Regions from separate parts of the Homo sapiens genome. Here region 2 is linked to region 1. Evidence: read pairs that join two places in POLR2A ChIA-PET (ENCODE). Cell type or tissue: A673. All regions are shown on one strand. Links, peaks and the distances in the headings refer to the core of each region. The heading gives the core; the rest is flanking DNA.

Evidence for each region. Peaks named below come from ENCODE experiments on the same cell type or tissue, not always from the same donor. Only the 100,000 strongest peaks of a DNase experiment are listed, where the experiment ranks them.
Region 2: POLR2A ChIA-PET joins it to region 1 with 7 read pairs; 2 of 35 experiments call an interaction of 5 or more read pairs at or near these places.

Annotation. Positions count from the first base shown.
Region 1 is chr12:90,096,301-90,100,698 of GRCh38, reverse strand. All of the region lies in intron 10 of LOC105369890 (a long non-coding RNA gene), which reads right to left. Among named protein-coding and RNA genes, the nearest start is that of LINC02399, 150 kb to the right of the region's middle. In A673, for the core only: no CTCF peak of the experiment used is centred there; a DNase peak (open chromatin) is centred at 2,368; H3K4me3 peaks cover 158 bases; H3K27ac peaks cover 360 bases.
Region 2 is chr12:90,340,865-90,345,262 of GRCh38, reverse strand. No RefSeq gene overlaps it. Among named protein-coding and RNA genes, the nearest start is that of LINC02392, 50 kb to the right of the region's middle. In A673, for the core only: no CTCF peak of the experiment used is centred there; no DNase peak of the experiment used is centred there.

The DNA.
Region 1 (4,398 bases), core at 276-4,275:
AATAGAGAGCAAGGAGCTAGTGAAGTTAGGTTTTTGTTGTTGCTGTTGTTTTCCATTTCCCCCAGCAAACCATACAAAGTCATGAGACTCTGGTACAGTCAGCACAGATGTCTTCTCTCACTTCATAAACCTGATCATAGTATCTCTACTTAAAAAGAAACCTATCAACAACAATCATTACTCTCTTATGATAGTTTTTGCTTCCAATTGGCTGCAATAACCGCATGCCTTTACTATCATGCCCCAAAAAGCTCACATAGTATTAAATATTCAACAATATCCACCAGCAGCACACCAATATGTATATTATCTCATTATTTTGCCCACATTTGCCTATTCTATTATTACTATTTCCTTATTTCCTTACTATTTAAAATAAATCCAATCAACTATTTCTGGGCTCTTCCCTATTTGGATTGTTGCCTTGAGATGCATAGATGAGCCTCCTTTTCTTATTAGGTGCCACTCAGATTGGCTTTTAACTTATTATTTTTTCTGTTTCTCTGGATCTGTTTTTATTCCCCACTGCTATGCTCCTACCTTTGTTGGCTGACTGATGGCTCCATCGGTGACTCCCTTTTCTCTTTTTCATTCCCTAAGCCAGTCACTTAGCATGTAACCACAGTTTAACCATTTCCCATTCACTGCAGCCCCATTCCAAAGCCTATTGAAAAACTTGCCCACATTGGAAAAAAAAAAAAAAACCGAAAGGAGATTCCAAACAAATCAAGTATATTAAAAGAAAAAAAAGGTGAAAATATATATTGAGTGAGGACCTTATGATGTAATCATCCAAGCATCTCTAAAACATTAGGTATTGGAGTTGGAACATGAAAATTCAGAGATAAATGACTGACGCTCATGTACATTTATAGTGTGTGTGGATATGGTGCTGTACATTGAATATTAAAGGATAGCCGATCTGCACCGAACATGTTGAAAGAGTTTTTCAATAGTAGACAATCCACTGTTTACAACTTTACCCTCTGCCTGGGAAAATCAATGTCCATTCTCAAGCAATCTGCTGCCCTGGTTATAGCAGTTCCGGTTCAAAGGAGGTTTGCATTTAGATGCTTGATCTTTCTGTCCCACTCTAGATTTTTGGAATGGTGCATTTTGTGATCATGATTTTTCTCCTGATTCCATTTCCTTATGTCATTTAAGAACATGAGGCTTTTTAGTATGACTCACTGAATAGCAAATATAGCATCTTAGTGAACTGCAGTTTTTCCTAATCAGAACATAAACTTGCTCTGTAATATCAGACTGAGACAGGAAAGAAAACACAAAGAAAAATGGCCACTGAATCACCCTGAGCTCTGAAGGAAAGGTGTCAAGGTACTTATTAAGAATCACACTATACTTCTTTAATATTCTCAATATTATCAGGTAGTTATAACACTTCAATTTTTATCCCAGATCCTAAGTGAACTGAGATACAAATTGTCTTTAATCCCAAACCACCAAAGCCTATTTTAAGTAGAAACTTCGGGGCAGATACATTCTTCAACTGTCTTTATATATCCTGGTAGAAAGGGGTACACAAGAAGAATAACCATGGATCAGCCAGGTGTAGTGGCTCACGCCTGTAATCCCAACACTGAGAGACCGAGGCAGGTGGATCACTTGAGGTCAGGAGTTCAAGACAAGCCTGGCCAACATGATGAAACCCTGTCTCTCCTAAAAATACAAAAATTAGCTGGGCACAGTAGTGCACATCTGTAATCCCAGTTACATGGGAGGCTGAGGCAAGATAATTGCTTGAACCCAGAAGACGGAGTTTTCTGGAGGTTGCAGTGAGCCGAGATCATGTCACTGCACTCCAGCCTGGGTGAGAGGGTGAGACTTCATCTCAAAAAAAAAAAAAGGAATAACCAGAGACTATGTGTAAAGAGGGCTTCCAGGAAGTCAGTAGTATCAGGAGAAGACCTAAACTGGGCAGCTATTCTAGGATATAATTCCAAGAGCCAGTCTAGTCATCTTTCTTTTTGCTCAGCTTCCTCCTCTCTCTCCATCAGCAGGAAGGATTCTAAACCCTGACCAAGCAATTCCAGTCAGGATAAGCTCTGCCTTTAGCCATGGGAGAGAAGCTCAGCTTCTCTGGGCCCTTGCCCTATGGCATTTGCCTGGTAGCAGGATTTCCAAGAATAACTACTGTCTGTGGTTTTCTCAAACCCTACTCCCTAGAGAAACCAGGGAGTGTAAACTTTTTTGGTCTCAAGGTGGTTTTAAGCATCAGCAAATGTTTGCTTTGAACTTTAGCCAGCATCTTATTTTATCCAAATGAACTCTCGAATCTCAATTTATACAAACTAAAATGCCCACCAGACAGATCAGTAAGTTCCTATTCTGTAGCATGAATAGGAACGGAAGTAATTAAGTGGAGGCATGTGACCTCTAGAAACAATCTTTGGTTGAGTGGCAGGTAGAACAAGTAGGATTTAAAGTACTATTTGGAGTCACAATTGATGTTGATTGCTAGTGAAGGGAGCTCTTCTAACACACTCTTCTTTGACTAACTCACAGAGAAATTTAAGAAGGAAAACAGAGTGTCTCTAAACATTCATTTGTAATGGAAAACAAAAAACAGAAGAAGGACACTAAGCAAAAAATTGCTAGCTTCATTCAGCCCTGCACACATAAATAATCTTTTCGAGGAAATGGCTTTTGCCTCTTGATTCAAAATTAGAATTACAGATGGAACATTTATGAATGTCTTCACAAACTTGGCTTGTAAATAGGTCATATAACTTTCATTTCTTAATTCACCAACCTAAGCCTTCACCTGTCATATTAACGGGCAGCTCACTAGAAAGTCAGCATAGGATAGAAGGAACATGCATAGATGCTGGGGCCAAACTGGCTGCTCTATATCTCTCCTCACTTACCAGTTCTATGAAGTAGGGAAGCTTAAAAAGATTAACTCCCAAGATCACACAATGACAGTTAAGATGGGATTGTCTAAGCAGTCAGAGCATGGGGTTGGGTTGATTCACTTGTGTTCGCCTTTCTTTGCCACACAGTACAGTTACGGACACATAGCCTTATAAACTGGACAGAGAAGACTATTGACAAGTCCTAATAATCTGACAGATAAGGCAAGTCTCTGCAGATACAGGACCCTAAACAGGCCACCATGAAAACTTCAGGAGAATGACTCCTCTCCCTCCAAGGCTGTCTCTTTGACAGAAATGGTGTATTTGTTTTCTGTGGCTGCTGTAACACATTACCATAAATTTGGTGTTTTAAAACAACAGAAATATATTCTCTCACAGTCCTGGAGGCCAGAAATCTGAAATCAGTTTCACTGGGCTGAAGTCAAGGTGTTGGTGGGCTTGTGCTCCTTCCAGAGGTTCTAAGGAAGACTCCGTTCCCCACTTTTCCCAGGCTCTGATGGCTGCCAGAGCTTTGGCTTGTGGCTGCTTCACTCCAATATCTGCCTCTGTTTACATCACCTTCTCCTAGTGTGTGTGTGTGTGTATTCTACATCTGATCCCCCCCTTAGAAGGATACCTGTGATGGCATTTAACACCCATCTGGATGATCCAGGATAATCTCCCCATCTTAAGATTCTTAATCACATCTTCAAGAAGCCCCTGTTTCCCCCATATAAATTAACATTCACAGGTTCCAAGGATGAGACATGAATATCTTTTGGGGGTCTATTTTCCAGCCTGACACTAATGGATTATGCACCTTCACCTTGAAGACCTAAATCAGCACCCTATTCTCTGCCCCCAGTGATCTGCACACTATCAGGGCCCAGCAGGTTTTCCTTTTAAGATTTATATAACAAGATTTTTTTTTAAAATCATACTCCCTTTCTGAAAAAGAACAAAGCTATCATTCAGCTTGTTCAGTGTAGTTTTTTGCCTCCAGAAAGCCTCAGACCCTCAAACTCAGAAGGCATAAGATCATTATTCACTTTTCCAATGATATACCTGCCTGCCTGTCCTACTACTTGCAGACACAATATTTACATCTCAGGAAAGATTACATCCGCCTGCACCATTATCTTTGTAAAATGGGAAGATTTTCCAGTGCTTCGAGAATTGTTAATTCCTCTAAGGATATCCAAGGTGACTCTCCAGCTTCTCTCTCACCAAAGCAAAGCAAGTAAAGGAGCAATGTTGTCTATGCAGTGCTGAAACAATATGCAATGCTGAAACAAATAAATAAATAATTTCCAATCTGTGCTGTGAAGTGGTGTGAAAACAGGGGAGCTGACTAAGGAGACTCCTCATCCTGTTCCTCTAAAATATTTTAAGGTAATTGTCCTCTCACTTTCCACTGCAATTTACAGAAGTTTAGTCCCCTACCTTCCTGGTCAATATTCTCTTTCCCCTAGGCTTGTCTGCTCAATTTATATTATGGTTGGCGAGTGTGATTGTTAAGGAT
Region 2 (4,398 bases), core at 226-4,225, 240 kb before region 1:
AAACAGGTCTCATGGAAGAGGTTAAATGTGAATAGGTGGCATAAACATAAATAGTGTATCTACATTATAATATATTCTACTTTTAAAACTTCCCCAAAGACTAAGGGTATGACCTAAGTGTTGGGGCTCAGAAACAGATACCTGAAAATAAATTTGTATGCCATTTCTCCCATCAACGTGCCTTTTGTCAGTCAGTTGACTTTCAGTGACTTTTAGAGGGCAAAGGTAAAATTTTCCCATGGCACATAAAGTTTTGGCACTCTGAGCAGTATACCAAAGCTGCTCTACTCTCTTGGAAGCAAAGTGAAGGGAGTCCAGGACTTGACAAACCGGCAGAAGAGTAAGAAATTTTTACCATCTGGGATCCCAGCTTCTTTCTCTCTCTTTCTCTTTCGCTCTCTCTCTCTCTCTCTCTGTCTCTCTCTGTCTCCCCCTCTCTCAGATTAGGTTGAACAGATGGTAAAAAATCACTATTATTTCCATCTCTAAAATCTTGATTAATGGGAGAAAAGAATTTGTTGACTAGTCTTGTGTGTAGCTAGTATACATTTCTGGTATGAATATTCTTATTGTCTTATCCATTTCCTTCCAGAAATAGTATTTTTCCATTTGCCTTTGTCTTTCTGTGATTTTCTGTTATAAAGAGGGTTACTACAGAGTAGAACACAGGCTAAAACCCCTATATGCCCATTGTTTGAGCCAGCCCTGCAGACTAGTCAGTCTTGTGGTTCTGACCACACCAGCATCTATTTAGGCAAACTTTGCTGTGTATGGGTCCCCAAAATAAAAACCAAACAAGGTTCCTCCCCATCTTGTTTTATGTCTTTGAGAGCCTGACTTGTGACCAAGGGGGAACATTCTCTCTTGGTCTCTATTATCTGGGGGGTGTGATTTTGGGGTCATGTCCAGTGACCAGTCTGAAAAGAAATAGGAACGCTGAGACACATAAGATTTTCAACAGAACACTCTTTGTTCTGAATGTGTTAGGCTTTCAGGGGAGTTTGTCTTAATAAGAAGTCTCATCCATAACACACTTGATCATTCCAAACCTGTTGCCTAGTTAGCGCTGGGGAAGTCCAAACCTATGACTGGCAGCCTTCCACAAATTTGTGGGATATTGGAGGAACTAGATGCACAAACACTACCCTTAATTGTCTGTGGCAACAAGTTCTTTCCTGTCTTAACTTATTCCTTGGAGTGAACTGTTTTAGGGCAAAATTATTGGGACTGCATCTCCTATACTGTCTCCAGGAAACATCTCTTGTGTAGATGGAAAAAAACTTATTCTAAGCCTGTAAAATTACCTCCTAGGCTTTCCATGAAGAGACTCATTGGATTGCATTGCTATTGGAATAAGTTACAACATTGGAACTCCGAATCAGCAGCAACCAAAAGATCGATCCTTTAAATTAGAAAGACCCCTAAATTTGAAAAAAAAAAAGATTTTAAAAGATCTTCATTCTAAACAATTGCCATATTTGTATTTCTAAGATCAAATTAATGAAAAAAGACACATAATAATGTCATGGCTACCCTTAGAAATTCTCTTGACTAAATTACAGAGCAGAAATCTGACCAAGACAAAGTTAAAATTCTTTGTACACTTAAACTGCCTGCCTTGAATTTCCTGCAGAATTTACAAATAAAGGCGCTTCACCTGTAGTCTAGTGGCTAGGAATCACCTGGCCTGAGTTCTATTCCCGATCAGGGTATCAGACCTTGCAAATATAAATTCCTTAAGAAACAATGATTAAAAAATGGTTTAATATTTGTGACTCTTGAGTTTTCAGAATACCTATTTGTTATTGATCCTTTTCCCTGCCATGGACAGCTTTTGATTTTCTGTCCTTTCATCTGCAGGGATATGGGGTTTTCACGCCTTTGTTTGTAGATGGTGAGCTGAGAAGCTGAGACCCTAGAGAATATGACTGAACAGAAATATGAGTTGTACCCCATTTGCAGCTAGTGAAACTTTCCTTTTTTTGAGTTTCCTTTAGGGTGGTTTCTGGATCTTGTCAAAACTGCTTTGTACCTCTGGAGATGCTTCATGTGTCCTTGGTTAAGTCATAACCATAGTTAAGGCTTATTGGTTATAGTGAGTCACTTGGAAAGATACCTTTGGTTTAGACGACATAAAAAGTTCAAAAGCCAAGAATTTTGGCTGTTTGTCCTGGCTGAAATCTGAAAAGAGCTTTTTACGGATGTTTTTGAAAGAATTCTATTGTAAAAGCTTAACTAAAAGCTGATATTCAGGCTATAACTTTGTGTGTGTGTGTGTGTGTGTGTGTGTGTGTGTGTGTGTTTTGTGTTTTTTTTTTTTTTTTAGAACTTTCTGCTTTTTCTCTTTGGATCCTGCTTCTGGGAACCTTTTTAAGCTGACTGAAAATGCTTTTTAATATTTGTGGTCCCTATGTTTGCTTCCTTTCCTGTTGGCATAATTTTTTGTGACAAAAATGTAAAACCTCATTGGCCTTTTAGAAAGCTTAAAATCTCCCCAAATTGGTTCCTGTAAGAATTATCTTCCCACTTACTTCTACCTGACCTTCCTCTTTGCCACCTTTGATACTACATGAAGGAATCTAGAGAGGTTCTGCGGTTGTGAGACCCCTTGAGGAACACAGAGAAAGGTCCTCAGGGAGTCCCAAGGGTAGCAGGAATGTTTTTCTCAGATCTAAAGCTCTGCTGTGTTTTTGGATTGAGTTGCTTGATCTCTTGCCTTTGAGGGGGCACCAGGATTCACTTTGTACTATGAAAGAGCATGACCTGTGGGTATGCCATGGCTGGCAAGTCACTGGCAAGGGCTACAGTTTTGGAGTTGGCTGACAGCAGTTGTAGTGAATGATTAGTATTACTGGCAGCTACTCGTTTCTTTGCACATTTAGGTATGAAAGGCATGGTTTGAACACTTGGAGTTTGTGAGAACACTTGCCATTGAGAAATAGGACTCTCATGACTGATGTGCTGATCACAGAGTGGGCTGATTGCTATTGGGCCACCCACCAGCCTTGGGAGAATGTCTTTGCAATGAGGTGCACTGTGGAAGTGTTGCACAGCACCATCCTGCAGTGTTTCCCTCTTTTTGGGGGACCCTGGATTCAGGTTAAAAATAGGATCTGTGGCCAGGCACGGTGGCTCACCCCTATAATCCCAGCACTTTGGGAGGCTGAGGCAGGTAGATCATGAGGTCAGGAGTTCAAGACCAACCTGGCCAATATGGTGAAACCCTGTCTGTACTAAAAATACAAAAATTATCCGGGCGTGGTGGCAGGCACCAGTAGTCCCAGCTACTCAGGAGGCTGAGGCAGAAGAATTGCTTGAACCTAGGAGGCAGAGATTGCAGTGAGCTGAGATCACGCCACTGCACTCCAGCCTGAGCAGCAGAGCAAGACTCCATCTCAAAAAAAAAAAATAGGATCTGTGATTTTAGGGGGCATCTAGATGCCCTGTCCTCCAGATGCACCTGTTTTTTATGTATATAAGTATTAGGGCTTATATACACAAAAATGTATATACATATACATTAGGACTAGAAACCACAATTTTTTTGGCACTATTTGTTAGTGGGCTTTTCCCTGAGCTGTCATCCAGTTGAAAAACAGAGACTAAAACTTAGAGGCTACCTATCTAAATAAAATTAGTCTCCTTGTAAAATTATGTGGCGAATTCCCATGACTTTATGTCTCATCAATATCCATTTTCAATCTTTTTCTAAGACGCCCAAACACCTTCTTAAAGAAACTTAAATTCTGTCTCTGGCTACCCTATTTTCTCTAAAACTCGGTAAGGGCTTTGGCCATATTGGACAAACTTTAATTTGTTTCAATGGTCTTCTCAGCTGCTTGTCCTTCAGACTCTAGAAGGACTAGCTTATAGACTGTTCTAGACAATGACCTTTGTTTTTCTTCTGTTTCTATAGAGGCTCCTCTTACTAAACTGATTTATGCCTAGTGTTCCATTATTGGAACACTAAGCATGTGGGAGTTATTTATATCCTTCTGGTCAAGGTCATAGCCAAGGTCTGATTTTGCAATTCAAAAAATTGCCATCTCAGGCATAAATGGGTTAAAAATATGTTTGCTTACATAATATATAGAAGCTGAGCTTTGAGACCCCATCTGCTAGGTCATCTTCTAAAATGTGACACAGCTGCTTAGTTAGACTGGCCTATTCCCAGAAATGAGAGGCTGGTTTGATTGGATCCTTTGCGATTCAGCTGCTGTCTCGATTTTTCTCTCCACAGCAACTTACTTAGCTTTTAGTACCTAAAACTTCTGGGAAAGTTTCAGACAGGGGAATGTTGGGTCTCAGAAACCAATACTCCAAAATATGGCACTTTGACGTGCTAAATTTAAGAAGAAGCCTCAAGCTCTCTCTAACCTTTCCCCAATCCTATCTCTC